Linked DNA regions of Homo sapiens: region 2 is linked to region 1. The links are chromatin loops, found by intact Hi-C in ENCODE. Cell type or tissue: Caco-2. All regions are shown on one strand.

The links. Peaks named below come from ENCODE experiments on the same cell type or tissue, not always from the same donor. Only the 100,000 strongest peaks of a DNase experiment are listed, where the experiment ranks them.
Region 2: a loop joins it to region 1, with 3 times the contacts of the local background. A loop is called at or near these places in 3 of 110 quality-filtered maps.

What each region holds. Positions count from the first base shown.
Region 1 is chr6:161,136,301-161,144,300 of GRCh38, forward strand. AGPAT4 (1-acylglycerol-3-phosphate O-acyltransferase 4) reads right to left here. Exons shown (of 9, transcript NM_020133.3): 8 at 3,122-3,320; 9 at 1-334. The coding sequence ends at 240. It overlaps LOC124901455 (a long non-coding RNA gene), which reads left to right and starts at 3,316. Exons shown (of 2, transcript XR_007059860.1): 1 at 3,316-4,166; 2 at 4,778-8,000. In Caco-2, CTCF peaks have their summits at 3,863 (motif pointing right) and 4,073; a DNase peak (open chromatin) is centred at 3,871.
Region 2 is chr6:160,729,035-160,737,034 of GRCh38, forward strand. PLG (plasminogen) reads left to right here. Exons shown (of 19, transcript NM_000301.5): 11 at 2,017-2,198; 12 at 2,711-2,859; 13 at 4,961-5,054; 14 at 7,853-7,973. Among named protein-coding and RNA genes, the nearest start is that of PLG, 31 kb to the left of the region's middle. RefSeq lists a silencer at 4,155-4,234. In Caco-2, CTCF peaks have their summits at 2,038 and 4,232; DNase peaks (open chromatin) are centred at 2,087 and 4,257.

The sequences.
Region 1 (8,000 bases):
TCACACACACTCGCACAAAAAGAAAACCAAAGCCCACTAAAGCACATGGGGAAAAAAAGATTACAAAACATCTTCCTCCCCATCCGGCCTTGAGACCAGACTCCCTGGCTGGAGAGGTCGTGACTTCCGCCGTGCCCAGCAGGGGCTCACCCAGCCTTTGTCACCGTGTCCCACTAAGGAGGATATGCAGAGGCCACCAGTTCCCCAAGGTTCCCTTCGGATGGTGACACCTCCCTGAGTCAGTCATTCAGTTTCTGCTTGCTGTCAGAGTTGCCGTAGGCAGAGCCCTTGTCAATTTCCGTCACACCAATCATCCATCGAACTCCCACGGAGGCTGCAGAGACAAGGAGAGCAGAGTTAGGAGTAGCCCAAACAGACTACAGGGCCGTTTTCCCACAGAGCAAGTGAGAAGGCCCGTGGCCGCAAATCACAAGCGCCAGCTCAGAGCTGGCTGGCGGGTTTGAGGTGCCATCATCCTGCCGGCTTTACAATCATCCTTGAGTGTGGACATCCATGTGACATTAAGACAAAGCAAGGCTGCTCTGGTGGGGGTTTTCCTCCTTGGACCCTGAAGGTGAATGATTTGGCAAGCCATGCACAGCCGTTCGCAGGGACTCAGAGAAATCCCTGGCTTCCTCTGCTGACCCCCAGGTAAAGAGGATTCTTTTGTGAATAAGGGACAGGAAGTTAACAGGGCATGTTCAGCGAAGTTTTATAAAGAACAGACCAGGAGCCTGGAAGACGCAAGAGCTCGAGTATCGAGTGCCCAACACGTTTCAGCACTGCTTTTGGTGCAAGCGTTAGAGCAGTGAGAAAATCCCCGCCCTCTCCTCTGACGGCAGGATTTGCCTACACCAGAGAATGGGCAGGACCCTCGTGGGAGCCCAGTTTAATATAGGAAGCTGGAAAGCAGGGCCTAATGCTCAGAAGTTGCAATTTCAACTACACCCTCTGGAGCGGGCAGATGTGGTGAGGTCCTTGGGTGCAGGGCCCAAGACTTAATCATTTGATGTGCTCAGCACTGGGCATGGGGCTTGGAAAACAGTCCATTTATAATACATGCTTAAGAATGGATAGACGAATAAGTGAATGAAATCCCCCAAATCATGATGCACAGGATTATCTAGCATTAGCATCGCGGTCGATAAACTAACTGGGACATGGATGCAAGAGCCTGGGATGGGCGAATCCAGCCCAGCCAGCAGGAGGCACGCATCTCCCATGGGTCATTTACAAACTGGAGGGCTCCTGCATGGAGCGTAACAGTAACAGTGAGAGTGGAGTTATTGTAGAGCAGAAAGAAGTGAGTAAAACGTGGACCGTGTGGCCTTGGAAGAGGAGTAAAGAACACAAACACAAAGTCCTTCAGGGAAGAATGCAGTCAGGCGCAGGCTCAGAGTAATGGGGCACGGCAGTCAGCTCCTCAGATGCTCCTGGAGACGCCGTGTCCACACTGCACCCCTCAGATGCTCCTGAAGACTCCCTGTGTCCACACTGCACCCCTCAGATGCTCCTGAAGACTCCCTGTGTCCACACTGCACCCCTCAGATGCTCCTGAAGACTCCCTGTGTCCATACTGCACCCCTCAGATGCTCCTGGAGACGCCCTGTGTCCACACTGCACCCTGGGCAGTGCTCAGGCTTCTTTTTTTGGTACTCGCTACACAGCTGGGTGGCCCTGTCTGCAGCCTTCATCCTGAAGGGGCCCCTCTCCAAGACGGCGTGGGTGTGTGTGTGCCTTGCTGTTGCCTGCTATTGAAGCAGAAGGGTTGAGCTTGCCCCCGCCCTACCAGGGGCCCTGGCACCTGCAGCTGCCCCGGACCCTTGGCCAGCCTCAGCATGGCGGGGCATGGGGGTGCCCCTGGACCTGCCTTAAGGAGATGAGGTGCTTTCTTCTCCAACCTCTTATTTTTTTCCCTTACACGGTGTGGGTGTTGTTTTAATATTTTAATTTTTAACACTAAAATACATCTTAATCTTTCAAAAGACTGTATAGTAGGGTCTATTTGAGGAACAGGAGCCAGCTTGTCTACTGCACCCATATGCTGCAGCATTGGTTGGCTCAGTCAGAATGAATGAGCTAGGTTTATGTGCTGTGACCTGTTTTGGTGGTTATGATTCATTAGGTGAAAAGGCGAGCTGAAGAAACTCCACTGATACGGGTTTATAGATGCACATATGCTTGAGACTGGAACCACCACGTGCATCAAATTGTCATTAACGATTATCTGGGAAGTGGGCTCAATGGGAATGGTCTCCTGACACACTTTCCATTTTCTGCGCTTGTCTATTGCTTGGGCCTTTTATAGTGAGCATACTGCATCTTTGTGTTTGACAGAAAATAACTGAGTCCTGTCCATTTGGAAGAAGCACGTGATCTCTGTGTGCTTGGACAATGTGCCGTCTCTCCCGGGCTCTCCAAAGCCTCAGAGGACGCCAGGCTTGGGGAGACAGGGCCTTTCACAGGGAAACCCCAAAGTCTTCCTTGGCTCCAGGAAGCACGGACCTGCTGTTCACAGGGCAGGAAGCAGGCACGACAGGCTGCCCCGCCAGAGGCAAGGAGCAGGGTGCACAGGGGCTTGCCACCAAGAAGCAGCAGTAGCCCGAGAATACCGGTCACCTGGAGCCAGCGCAGACCCATGAAAAGCTCTGTCGCCGAGTGTCTCCACTCAGTGTCATCCACCTGCAGCAAAGGAGAAGCCACAGGCGCCCCCAGAGGAAGGCAGGGAGCTGCCCATCCGTCCCCGCCAGGCTCCAGCACAGGGCTTTCTTCAGAAGCAGGAAATGATGCCAATGAGCAGAGCTGTCTGCGGAGGACAGGGAGGGAGCACTCCCAGCTGTCGGGGAGTGAAGTGGCAGCTGCATCACCACCCAACAGGGAACGTGTGGAATCCAGCCCCAGGTGGGAGGCTGGACCGTCCAGGCTGCGGAGGGGGTCCCAGGCCTGGTATTCGAGGGCCTCGCACTCATCCTGAAGTCTAATCTTTCCCTGTGATTGCAAGCTGAGCCTGCTCCTCATCCACGGCACAACTGCCTATACAGATGGCCTTCGTCCCAGCCCTGATGCCACCTCTCCCAGGGTGGTGCTGTCAGCACCCACCAGCCCCTTGCCCTCCACTCACCCACAAAGAAGACGAGGATGAAGCTGGCCAGCGTCAGGGAAGACCCGCTCCTGATCATGCTGACCAGGAACTGGAAGAAAGGGTAGAGCACCAGCGAGGCCCAAAACAGCCAGTTCACGAGGGTCCAGGGCCGCCGGGGGGGCACCATGGGCGTCTCTGGGAAGGTGCCCGTCCTGTAGTACTCCTCCTGAAAGGCATCCTGGGGGACAGGAAAGAGGACCCTCAGACGCCACACGGGGCTCGGTGGCAGGTCCCTCCCGAGGCCCTGCTTCCAAGGGAATCGCAGAGATACACAGGTGCCACCGGGGCTCGGCAGAACTGGGGTCTGCAGCTCCTTCCAGAAAGCACTTTGTAGGCAGCTGCTGTCTTCTCAAAGCTGCATCTGGCCGCCCCTCCCACAGGGACACTGGGAGTGGTGGGGCCGCTGCAGCTGTCACTGAGTGCAGGGCGTGGAGCATGAACCCTGGCGCCAGGCCAGCCTGGGCTAGGATCCACCCTCTGTGGGCAGGCACCTGCATCCCTGAGCCCAGGCCCCAGTCTGTCTAATGGGGCAGCAGTGCCTTCCACGATAGGTCGGCGGGAGAATGGAGTGGATGCTGCGCCGAAGCTGCCCGCAGGGGACACTCGGTGGAGACCTGGCCCGCAGTCAGGAGGAGCTCGCCCAGCCCGGCCCGGCACATGCCCCGCCTTCCCGGCCTCCACAGCCAGTTCACCTCGGGCAGCCCACCCGCACCTACCACCCTGTTTGCCACTGGAGGGCTCTGAGGGCCGTGATTCAAGGCATCATGAATGACAAAGGGCTGGAGGGCTGCTGGGTGTGGCTCTCAGAGGTGACAGCACACTCAGGACTGGGTGTCCAGGGTGACTCTTCTAAGTGATTGTTAGACCGTGTGAAAGGTAAACAAACAGGCTCATGTCCTTCCACTAAGCAGATCCTTAGTGGGAACCATGTACTCATCCACATCCACCCACAGGGTGTGTGTGTCACCGAGCAGCTTGCAGGGCAGTTACTCCAGAGCCTCATGGCGCTCCTTGCAGTCCCTGGGTGAGAACAGGGGACTCACGGCCCCACATAAATGCACTGCGAAAGAACGCGGTGGCTCTTCCCTGGGTGTCTCATGTCACGGAGCTCCCGCTCAGGGACTGGGGCTCAGCCGCAAGGAGCTGCTGAACACAAGGGAGGGACCCAGGAACCCAGGTCAGCAGGCGTGCTCAAGCGGCTGGGAGCTGAGCTGAGCCAGGACCTGGGGGGAACAAGGAGCTGTGGCACCAGGATGCCCGCTGGCCCGTCTAAGGGCAGGTCCTGGCCGTGAGGAGGGGCCAGGGCAGAAGCTGCCTGCAGGGAGCAGAGCTGAACCAGGCAGCCACAGGGAATTGCCCAGGTTGTATGGTGGGCAGCTGCCTCAGCTATTGTAAAAGCTGCACGTGGCCGATAGCATGCACGCCACACAAAAATGGGTGTGGGTCACAGTGAGGCCCAGTTTGTGTCCCATGAACTAGCCTAGTAATGTCCCAGTTCTCTAAGGAGTCGAGTTTTCTGGAAAATGAGCTTCCTTATAATTGAAACTTATACTACTTAAATGCTGAATATTTTCCTTTAACAACTTGAGATAGAAAAGTCTAAAGTATCTCATACTTTTCTTCTTTTTCATTCAGGGTGTACTGAATCATAGGCTTTCTTGGCCTCTCAGAGGCACTTTTAATAATAGTCCACACACTAGGCCATTTTGGAAGGAGAACCCCCAACCCCTTCCCTGGGCAGTTCAGGTGCCTCTGCTCTGTCCTCGGCCCCCTGCAGCCCATTAACAAGCCTGGTCCGAAGCGTCACTTGTCGCGTGACTCTGCTGTTGGACATCAGCCAAGAGAAGCCATGGGGGCTCTCAGGGGAAGTCACATCATCAAGCAACTGAAGAACAATCAACGTGTGTGCCAAGCACTCCTACCCTCAAGCAGTGAGAGCGATCAGATGGTGGAGGAGACAAGGAGGTGAGCACCATGACGGTCAGCAGCACAGGCAATGCCCAGAGAGGTGGCACCCAACTCTGCCAGGGAAGCAGCGGCATTCGCCTGCCCACCAGAACGGGGTGATTTTCTTATCCCAGGTTGGGGCCACAGGGCACCTGATAACTAGACAAGGGGGGTGATATTTTTGTGCCTTGTTTTTTTTTAAAAAAAAAACAGCTTTCTTAAGATGTCACTTACATGCCATAGAACTCACCCATTTTAAAAAATGGGCAAATGTGGCTTTTGAATTTATTTTCCTTAACAGTCTTTATAGTGCTTTTTTACAGTAATATCACAAAGGGGAACTCACCATGGTGCCTTTTCTGTCTTGTTTCCAGAAAGACATTTGCTAGGCCAAGATTGTTTTATTTGCACCTCTAGCAAGAAGAAAAAAGCACTCCCTTTTCTAGGAGCTTCCCAACTCAGAACTTCCCATTCACTTTATTTTATTTTTTGAGACAGAGTCTCACTCTGTCGCACAGGCTGGAGTGCAATGGCACGATCTCCTCTCACTGCAACCTCCGCCTCCCGGGTTCAAGCAATTTTCCCACCTCAGCCTCCTGAGTACCTGGGATTACAGGCACCTGCCATCATGCCCAGCTAATTTTTGTAGAGATAGGGTTTTACCATGTTGGCCAGGCTGGTATTGAACTCCTGACCTCAGGTGATCCTCCTGCCTCAGCCTCCCAAAGTGTTGGGATTACAGGCGTGAGCCATTGCGCCCAGCCCCATTCACTTTAAAGTTTTCTTTGTCTGTGGTTTAAAACACTAAATCTCATCCCCTCCCCTCACTTATGGCCCATGACATTGCCACAGGACCTCCCACTGACTATCGGGGAGAGAACAGCACCGCCAGCTCTGGCCAGACTCCAGGCTCTGGCAGCAGAATGTCCGTGGCCCATCTTGGTTGTGGACCCGTTTTGTAATAAAATTTGCCCCGCAGGGAAAGGACTCGTGTTTTTTGTTTTTGTGTGTTACCGTGTGGCATAGTATAAAGTTGGAACTGGGAAATGTAGTTATTGAATGAAGGAGAGTTGGTTTGTTTCCAGAAAGAAGCATCAACCTACAAGCCAAGAGGAGAACGAGATCCTATTGAGAGGCGGCAGATCCCCGGACGAACGCCCCCTGCAGCCCGCAACAAAGGCACTAGGGAGGAAGCGTGCGAAGGAGACGTCCACACAGCACGTCCGCTCAGCTTTCCCAGGGCCCAGGAGAAGAAAGAAGGGAGAAAAGAACGGGAGGAAGAACAGGAAAGAACGAAGAATAGAAGAGAAAGTTGAGGAACAGAGAGGAAGAAGCGGCTCCTCTTAGTCAGCAAGTCTGGGCGGGGAGAGGCTCTGTGAGAAGCGCTCGCAAGCCTTGGTCTCAGCCCGCAGACACCACCCGAGTGCACGGCCAGGACTTGCAAAGGACTTACCATGGGAGCCAAGCCTTGAGGCTCCCTGCTGCCCTTCTAAGGAGCAATGCCCTTATGGTTTAAGTGAAAAAACAATTGCCAGTCCCCAAAATGGTTCTTGTCCTTGAAGGCCAGAGCAGGAGAGCACAGTGTTTCCCACGGGCCACCATGCCTGCACCCTGAACTCTGCACCCCACCCAGAGCTGCTCCCGACCTTGGCCTCCACAGGACGGCTCTGAATGTAGCTGTCCTTCACTTATTTCTCTTTAGAGACAGGGTCTTGCTCTGCTGCCCAGGCTGGAGTGCAGTGGTGCAATCATAGCTCACAGTAACCTTCAACTTCTAGGCTCAAGCAATCCTCCCACTTCAGCTTCCCCAGTAGCTGGGACTACAGGTGTGTACCGCTAGGTGCAGCTAGTTTGTAAAATTTTTTTGTAGAGACGGGTTCCCATTATGTTGCCCAGACTGGTCTCAAACCCCTGGCCTCAAGTGATCCTCCAGCCTCAGCCTCCCAAAGTGCTTACTCCCAAAGGGATTACTGGCATGAGCCACTGTGCCCAGCCTCACCTATTTCTTAATTTGCACTATTAATGGCCAAGTTATAGTCCCTTCTGCAAATGTCAAATTACAACCTGAAGAAGTACTTTAAGTTAGAAATGAAAAGTTAGAATCTGTTCACCCCATACAATTAAGAAACCGTGATGGCTATCGTGACCTCCCTGGAAAAAAGGGGGTTCTGAGGTTGTAGGTTCAGCCTCAGAGCGAGTTTACCTGGGAACTGCTTTTGTCCACAGAAGATCACACAAGGGCATGAATGGTTTCTCAAAGCCTTCCAACAACACGAGTCCCAAATGCTGACGAGCAAGAAATACTGTGCATTTTTCATAAAGCTAAACTAGGTCCACTCAAAGGATGGCCCTGTTTTCAGAGATGGTGCCTTTCCCATATTAAAGAGTATAACTGTGTCAGTGGTAGATGGCGAGTTTCTCTTTATTTATGTCCATGCTTGGAAAGACCAGAATGTTGGCACACCTCTGTTGGCTGCCTGCCATTCCCCTCCCATTTTGCAGAAACTTTACTTGTCCATGAAATTGAAAAGTCAGAGAACTACTGCCCTAAAATCCCAAGGTCAAAATCAACAGAACTGTCTTTTGACATACACCACACTTCTGACTGCAAGGTTGATCATTAAAATGAAATCCCACTTTGACAAACTGGGTCGGGCACCCAGATTTGGGGCACGTAAAGCTTTAGATCTAGGCTCCTAGCAAAATAGGCTGATACAGAAAGGAATTGTCCCTTGATGTCTATTCACCACTCTGCTTGGAGAAACCATGCACCACTTCCACTTGCTGCTCAGCGATCTTCTCGGAAGGGCAAAGGGCCAGCCTCCCAGGCCTGCTCACAGACACATACTGCTTAGAGAACTCGGTGTCGCCCCAGCCCTGCACGGAGAGAGAAAGGGCCTGGACTCCAGCA
Region 2 (8,000 bases), 410 kb before region 1:
AACGTTTCTCCCACTCACTAATCAGAGGACAAACAACCTAATTAAAATGGGCAACAGAATTGAATAGGAAATTTCTCAGGGAACGATGGACAGATGGACAATAAGCACCTGAAAAAATGCTCAACATTTTAGCCATCAAAGATATAAGAATTATAACCATCACAAGATGTCACCAACACTTAATGGGCATGGGTATCATTAAGAAGACACAACAATAAGTGCTGTCACTGATGTGGAGCGAGGATGTGCAGCTCTCGCATACGCTGGTTAAAGTACAGTATGCTGGTTTTCCATAAAGTTAAATAACTATGAGTCTACCCCAAAAAACTGCAATTCTATTCCTGAATATTTACCCCATGGAAATGAAAACAGAAGTCCACAAAGAGATCTACAAGAATATTCACAGCAGCTCTAGTTATTATAACCCCAAACTGTAAACAACTACAAGGTCAATCAATGAGAAAATGAATCGATAATTTGTGATCTATTCATATAATGGAATATTATTAAGCAATTAAAATGAAGAAGTGACTGATCCTCTCAAATAGGATGGATGGAACTCAAAAATATATTAAGGAAAGGAGGCAGATACATAAGTGTACATTCTGTATGAGCCCATTTATATCAGGTTTGAGGAGAGGTAAAACTAATCTTTAGTGAAGGAAACCAATAGTATTTCCCTCTGGCAGTGGGAAGAGGGTAGCAGGAATTGAATGAGCAGTGACACAGGGTGTTTCTAGAGTAATGGAAGTGTTCTGTATCATATGGGAGTGTGGTTTACACAAGTATAGGTGATCATCAAAACTCACCAAACAACATTTAAGATCTGTGCATTTCACACTATGTAAAAGTATACCTCAACTGAAGAGAGTGGAAATCTGTTTCAAATGCTCAGCCTTTTAACACATCCAGTTGCTTAGACTATGAACTTCCTCAAATGGGGTGTCTGGGCTTGAGATTAGATCACATGTGTAGAGTCGCTAGAGAGACAATGTTGCATTCCCATGGTACATAATACATTTCCCGTTTTCTCAGACAGCCACAGGTCATGAATGTGAGGATTCTGAGAGGTTGGAGCAACATTCTTGGGAGGCATGAGGGGGAGCACATTCTCCAAGATCCCCCCCAGCCCGGGGTCCTCGCCTGCTTTGACTATTACTCCGTTGTTTTCGGACTCCTCCGTAGCTGCCCGACCTCTTCAGATCCCATAGTCTCCCTTTATATCTTGAGTCCCACTGTTCTTCCAACTCATCCCCCATTCCCTCAGACCTGGAGTGGCAGTGGCCAGCAGAGGATGGATTGAGAGCAGGAGAGGATGTCCTGCCCAGGAACCCATCCTAGAGAAATGGCATCCTGCCTGGGAGCTAGTTTCCCAGGGTGGCTTTGATACGTCTTGCAGAAACAAACCCACTTGACACACCTGATACGGTATTGACAGTAACACTATTTTTCGTGGTTGTTTTTCATAGTAAAAGTAGATCCCTTTAGTTACACTGTGAGTACTTAGAGTAAGGTGACTGGCCTGGGAATGATACCATCTTGGATGTCATTTTCTCCTTGGAGAAATGTATTTTAGTTCCAATGCACATTTCACAATACAGTCCTATAGAGAGAAATACAGAGAGCTAGACAGTTAGAGATATACTTTTATGTGCATAAAAATATAAAATATGCACTTTAAAATCTGTACCTGTTATTCCTGAGAAATGTATTTGGCAGAAGGTGGGAGGGGGATATTCTGATCCTTTTATTTACATGTTTATGTATGATCTGAGTTTTTATATGGAGCATATACTACTTTTGATTTTTTAAAGAAAAATTAAAATCTGTCTTTGAAATGTACACAGTTGTTTAGAAGTTGAGGACCATTTTTGTTTGTTACAACATTATTGTACCTATAATGGGAATATTTCAAAGCCACTTGTTAACACTTTGTTAGAACAAAATGTAGAGGGTGCTGGGTGCCCCTGAATATTCTCCCACCTCTTGTGACCTGTATTGTTTTGGAATTTCCAGTGGCCTGACAATGAACTACTGCAGGAATCCAGATGCCGATAAAGGCCCCTGGTGTTTTACCACAGACCCCAGCGTCAGGTGGGAGTACTGCAACCTGAAAAAATGCTCAGGAACAGAAGCGAGTGTTGTAGCACCTCCGCCTGTTGTCCTGCTTCCAGATGTAGAGACTCCTTCCGAAGAAGGTAAGAAATCTGTGGCTGGACATCTACACACTTGGACGCTGGGATGAAAAGCCATGGAAAATCTCACTGATGCAGAAACCTTCCATGCTACACGAGAAATCAAGTGTTTTTAGAGGGTCTGCCATGTGGAAGGAAGCCTCAGTGCACTCTCTCAAGGAGGCAGAGGTGTGACTTTTGGCACAACGTGAGTGGGCTGTGCCTTTAGGACAGGTGCAAACCCTCCAAGGTGCTCAACTTAACCACTCACCTTGTTCTAAAATGGGTTATCTCAGTATCCCAGTCCAAATTCGTATTCTATCATGCTGCCATATGTGTGATTCTTTCCAAGCCAGTAAGCATCTCCAGTAATTTCTTAAGGTAGGCAGCGTTCATTGCAGTCTTCAGCATTGCAGTTTCTGAGGAATGTGGCCCCTGATTCTGTCATCCTAGAGAAACCTGACATGACTGTATTGATTCCATATCATCCTGGGTCTCTGTGGCTCTTCATAATCATCCATTTTTTCCCTGTACAGACTGTATGTTTGGGAATGGGAAAGGATACCGAGGCAAGAGGGCGACCACTGTTACTGGGACGCCATGCCAGGACTGGGCTGCCCAGGAGCCCCATAGACACAGCATTTTCACTCCAGAGACAAATCCACGGGCGGGTCTGGAAAAAAATGTAAGCCACTTTGATTTGGACTCTTTGGCCTTTTGCTCACCAATCTTTGCAAACAGAATTGGTTCTGTGTTACAGAAAATCTGACCTGGACTGCTCTTTTTTGTAATGGGGGAGAGGGGACAGAAGAAAATATTGGAAAGGCATCAGGGGGCTAAGCTAGAATATAATTGGCCTTAGTATGGAAAGTACAAGCAGCACAGGCCAGGAAACCTCCACACATGTGAGGGTTCTCAGGCCTCTTCCCTTTAGTGACATTTCTTTAAAGTTTCCATTATTGGGGACTGTCTCTAGTTTCTAGTGTTTGTATGCTAGGTTCCAGTAATCAAAGATGCCCTTTATGAAATTTAAGTCAGATTTTTCGAGAAAAAATTTGGATGGGCCATCAGGTCACCATGGGACTTCCCTTAGCCTCATGCATTCTCTGCGATGGTTTACTTTGGGGCCTATGAATAGGGAAGACTGAGATATAGGAAAAACCAAAGTGTCTGTGTTCCCCCACTCTCACACCCATGCAGCATAACACTTCTCACACCAGATGTGGGGGGATTTCTCCTCACACCCCAAGCGAGTCTCCAGCAGATACCAGCTGGGTGTCCTACAATGTAACTCAGTGCTGACACTCTATCTGGAGACAGTGTCAGATCCCATAAGTTAAGGCTCAGTCCCACAAGACCGCCCCACTGCAGATGCCAATCCCAAGTTCCAGGCGGTGACCTGTACTTCTGCCCAACTGGACAAAAATCTGTTTTTCTACTTGATTACTTTGCTAGAGTGGCTCACAGAACTCAGGGGAACACGTTACTTTTATTTACCCATTTGTTATAAAAGATATTACAAAGGATCCTGGTGAACAGCCAGACAGAAGAGATGCACGGGGCAAGGCATGTGAGAAGGGGCTCAGAGTTTCCATGCCCTCTCCAGTGCACCAGCCCCCGGTACCCCAAGTGTTCAGCAACCCAGAAGCTCTCCAAGTGCAGTCTTGCTGGGTTTTTATGGAGGCTTCATTACAGAGGCACAGTTGAATACATCGTTGGCCATTGGAGACCAGCTCACCTTCAGCTCCTGTTCCCTCCCTGGAAGTTGGACGTGGGGGGCTGAACAGTTCCAACCCTGCAATCACATGGTTGGTTCCTTTGGCAACCAGCCCCATCCTGAGACTATCCAAGAACCCACCAAGAGTTGCTTCATTCAAACAAAAGATGCTCCCTTCACTCAGGAACCCCCAAGGGATTTAGGAGCTCCGTGTCAGGAACTGGGGGGCAGAGACCAAATATACGTTTCTTATTCTACCACAGTGTCATATGAAGGGGAGGACAACACTGCCTTTCTGTGTCTTGCCCCATAGAGGGCGCACAATGCATGGAAATAAATGTTTCTGAATCAACAGCAAACAGGCTTCATCGGGTAGGAGAGCGCTGAGCCCTCCAGGGACAATGCACATCAATGATGTCCCACTGTCCTTTGGTGCTGGGGCTCTAAGGCCTCCACTGGGTCAGGCTCCTGAAGGGAGACCCATTCTCCAAAGACCCCCGAGGGTCACCACTCCCTGTCCAGGGGTGTGGCCTCATAGCTCCTTTTGAACAGGGGCACAGGAAGGACGGCTTTAGAGCATTCAAAAAATAACTTTGCCAAAATAATAATAATAATAATAGAAAGGAAGAAGAGGCTGAGCATGGTGGCTCACACCTGTAATCCCTACACTTTGGGAGGCTGAGACAAGCAGATCACCTGAGGTCAGGAGTTCGAGACTAGCCTGGCCAAAATGGTGAAACCTCATCTCTACTGAAAATAGAAAAAAAAATTAGCCAGGTGTGGTGGCGTGCACCTGCAGTTGCAGCTACTCAGGAGGCTGAAGCAGGAGAATCGCTTGAACCCAGGAGATGGAGGTTGCAGTGAGCTGAGATCATGCCACTGCACTCCAGCCTGGGCGACAAGAGCAAAACTCCACCTCAGAAAAAAAAAAAAAAAAAAAAAAGAAGGAAGGAAAAAGAAACACTCCTTTATGTCTTCTAAGGATAGACATGAAATGCGTGAGCCTTGGAACACCTTCTCCCTCTCCTGCCCCACGTGAGCTGGAGCTTACATGCCTTCTTGTTTTCAGTACTGCCGTAACCCTGATGGTGATGTAGGTGGTCCCTGGTGCTACACGACAAATCCAAGAAAACTTTACGACTACTGTGATGTCCCTCAGTGTGGTAGGTTGCCTTCTTTTTGGTAAGGAAACTGCTTACTTAATATGGATTTGCAACAAAAAAGGAAAAGGGCTTCTGAGCAGACTGCTTCTGGGGAGGAGATAGCTGCCCTCTCCATCAGACCCCACTCTTCATCATGGGCATCTTGAATCTGCCCTACTATTGGCCACATTTGTTAGAGGAACACCTGCCCATCGCCCCAGGCACACATAAATAAAATAAATGTAAAATTCCCAAAGAGCAAGCTTAGAGGTAATCTAGTCAGCCCCAGGATGGTCCCACTGAATGCTGCCATGTCTAGCGTGGGATGCATGAAAAATTTAGAGTCATTCGGATGAAAAACTTTCCCTTTCCACAGCTGAGAAGTAAGAAAGAAAATACAAACAGCAGGAAACAGGTAAGCATGTAACGCACATTGTAAACCTCAGATGGCCATCCTAGGAATTCAATGAAAGGTAGTGCAGCTCTTTAGCCCCAGATGGCCTTTCTTATAAGTTTACTACTCACAAGTCACATTAGTGACATAGCTTAGAGACTGCTTGTTGGGTTCCATCCTCATTGCTCTGAGACTCTTGTTGGGAGTATGAGGCTTGGATCAGGGGAAGGGGAGTTGACATTAGTTCTTAAAGAATTGGAATAACAAATCCATGGGTATTTCTGAAAAAAAAAAAAAAAAAAAGAAAGGAAGCTACTTGGAATTGTCCCATATTTAACATTCTGCTGACCAATCAATTTGTCCTAGTTACAGAAAACCACCCTGGACTTCTCCTATGCATAATTTGGTTGCTTGTGGTTGGGTCTGCCATGTGGAGGGACCTTGAGCTGGGGGAAGGAGCTTGGCCTCCAAGTCCACTGAAGACCAGCATCCTGAGATTGCCTGGGAAGGTGGTACAGGGCAGTGATGAAGATCATGGGAGCCACACTGCCCAGCTTCGCATTTGGGCTTCTCCTAGGGACACCAAGAGGGAGGAAGGAGGGGTTAGGATGGTATGAAAGATTCTACTTGGCCAATATTATTGTAATGCGGCATTGTGATCTCTGGATTTAGCATGAGTTGATAGCTGACTTTTTCTGCAGAAGCATCTTGGTGGCACCTCTAACTCAAAGTCCCTCGATGGAGTCAGTTCCAGTTCTCCACTTCTGGCCCCATCTGGTACACACCACTGCCTCTCACTGCCCGGGCTCTCTATCCTTGACAGGCTGCCTTGAAGTTGAGCCCAGACTGATTTTCTTGCCTCAGACCCCACTACCGTGCCTGGGACTCATGCACCTTTGACTCCCATGGAAGGGAAGTGCAGTAGTTTCCCAGGTGCAATTCTGGTGTCCTCACCCACATTGAGGATGTACAAGAATCAGGTTCTTAGAGATTGGAGAAAGAAGGAAGAATGGGAACAAGATTTTTCCCAAAGGACTGTGAGGTCCCCCACCTAACCTTGATGTGAGACAAGTGAGGTTAACCCCAAGCCTGGTGAGAAGCGTTCCCATCAGACACTTGGAAATCCTGAGGACTGTTTCATGCAGAAGGATATGGTTTATTCAGGTTTGACTCGTGCTTGAGAAAGCTAGAGCCTCTGGTGGTGAATGATTTTAATAACTATTTCCTTTCCACCAACATATACAGTACAAATAATAATAAGCAAAAATAAATAGAAACATTCAGTTTTGTTTTGAATAGTAGGAGCAGGGTACCATCATTTCTGTAGTTACTCTTTTAGTACAACGATGCATGTCTACTGTATGTAAGGCATACTAGCAGAAATTGAGCTCAGCACTAGAGAAGATGATTGCATTCTATGCCTTGCTTCTTTTTTTAAAAAAAGGCTTCCATAGATAGATTCTCAGAACAGCCCATGGCAAATGTAAAGTTATTTGGAAAACCCAGGTTCCAGATTCACTAGAGCATAGAATCTCTGGTTGGTTGGGAAGGAATTTCCTCTTACAGTTGTTACTAATAATTGTATGAACAATTATTTAAAATATTAACATTTACATTTGTGAAGACCTTGAAGGGCTGGAGACAACAGAGAAGCATTTTTGAATACCCTCTGCAGCCCCTGCACTGTTGTAGGCATTGGTGGATGGTACCAAAGATGGGACACTGTCCCTACCTCCAGAGACCCTGTGGGCTGGCTACAGAGAGAAGGCAGGGAGGAGGAAAAGAAGAATAAAGTCATATGTTTAAGTCACCCCCACGGCCGTTGGTTAGTCATGGGAGGCTCCCCAGAGGAGCTGTCCTGAAGCTGGCTGACAGAAGGCAACATTTCAACTTAGGACAGTAATCCTTGCTACATACAATCACATACACACACACACACACGTGCACACACAGAGACTCACATGGAAAAATAAACCTTTGTGCCTTTCAGCAGTGATGACAATTATGGTTTTCAGTAAACTTTACATGGTTTAGATGGTGATGGTGATGATGATGATTATGGGAAGGATGGCATCATGTTCTAAACATACTGCATGGAGTCAGAATAACAATGACAAATAACCATTTGTCCCAATCAAGGTTTTCTCAGAAAATATCTCATTCTGATGCTAAACTATACCAGTCTGTTTGATCACTTCTCCAACAAAATAATTACAAAGTGCTTATATTTTCTTGAAAAGAGAGGGTCCTGTGTTGTCTACTACCACTTTTGAAACTTAGAGAAAATGTTCCAAAAGATGATGATTTTACTATTTAGTTCGGCCTTTAAGATGTCAAAAACTCAGTGCTTGGAATTTGTCTCGAATTACACCACAAAATTGCTACCTTGTCTCAAATGGGATTTCTTTCCCACCTTGTGCCACAGCGGCCCCTTCATTTGATTGTGGGAAGCCTCAAGTGGAGCCGAAGAAATGTCCTGGAAGGGTTGTAGGGGGGTGTGTGGCCCACCCACATTCCTGGCCCTGGCAAGTCAGTCTTAGAACAAGGTAAGAACAGGCCCAGAAACGATTTAT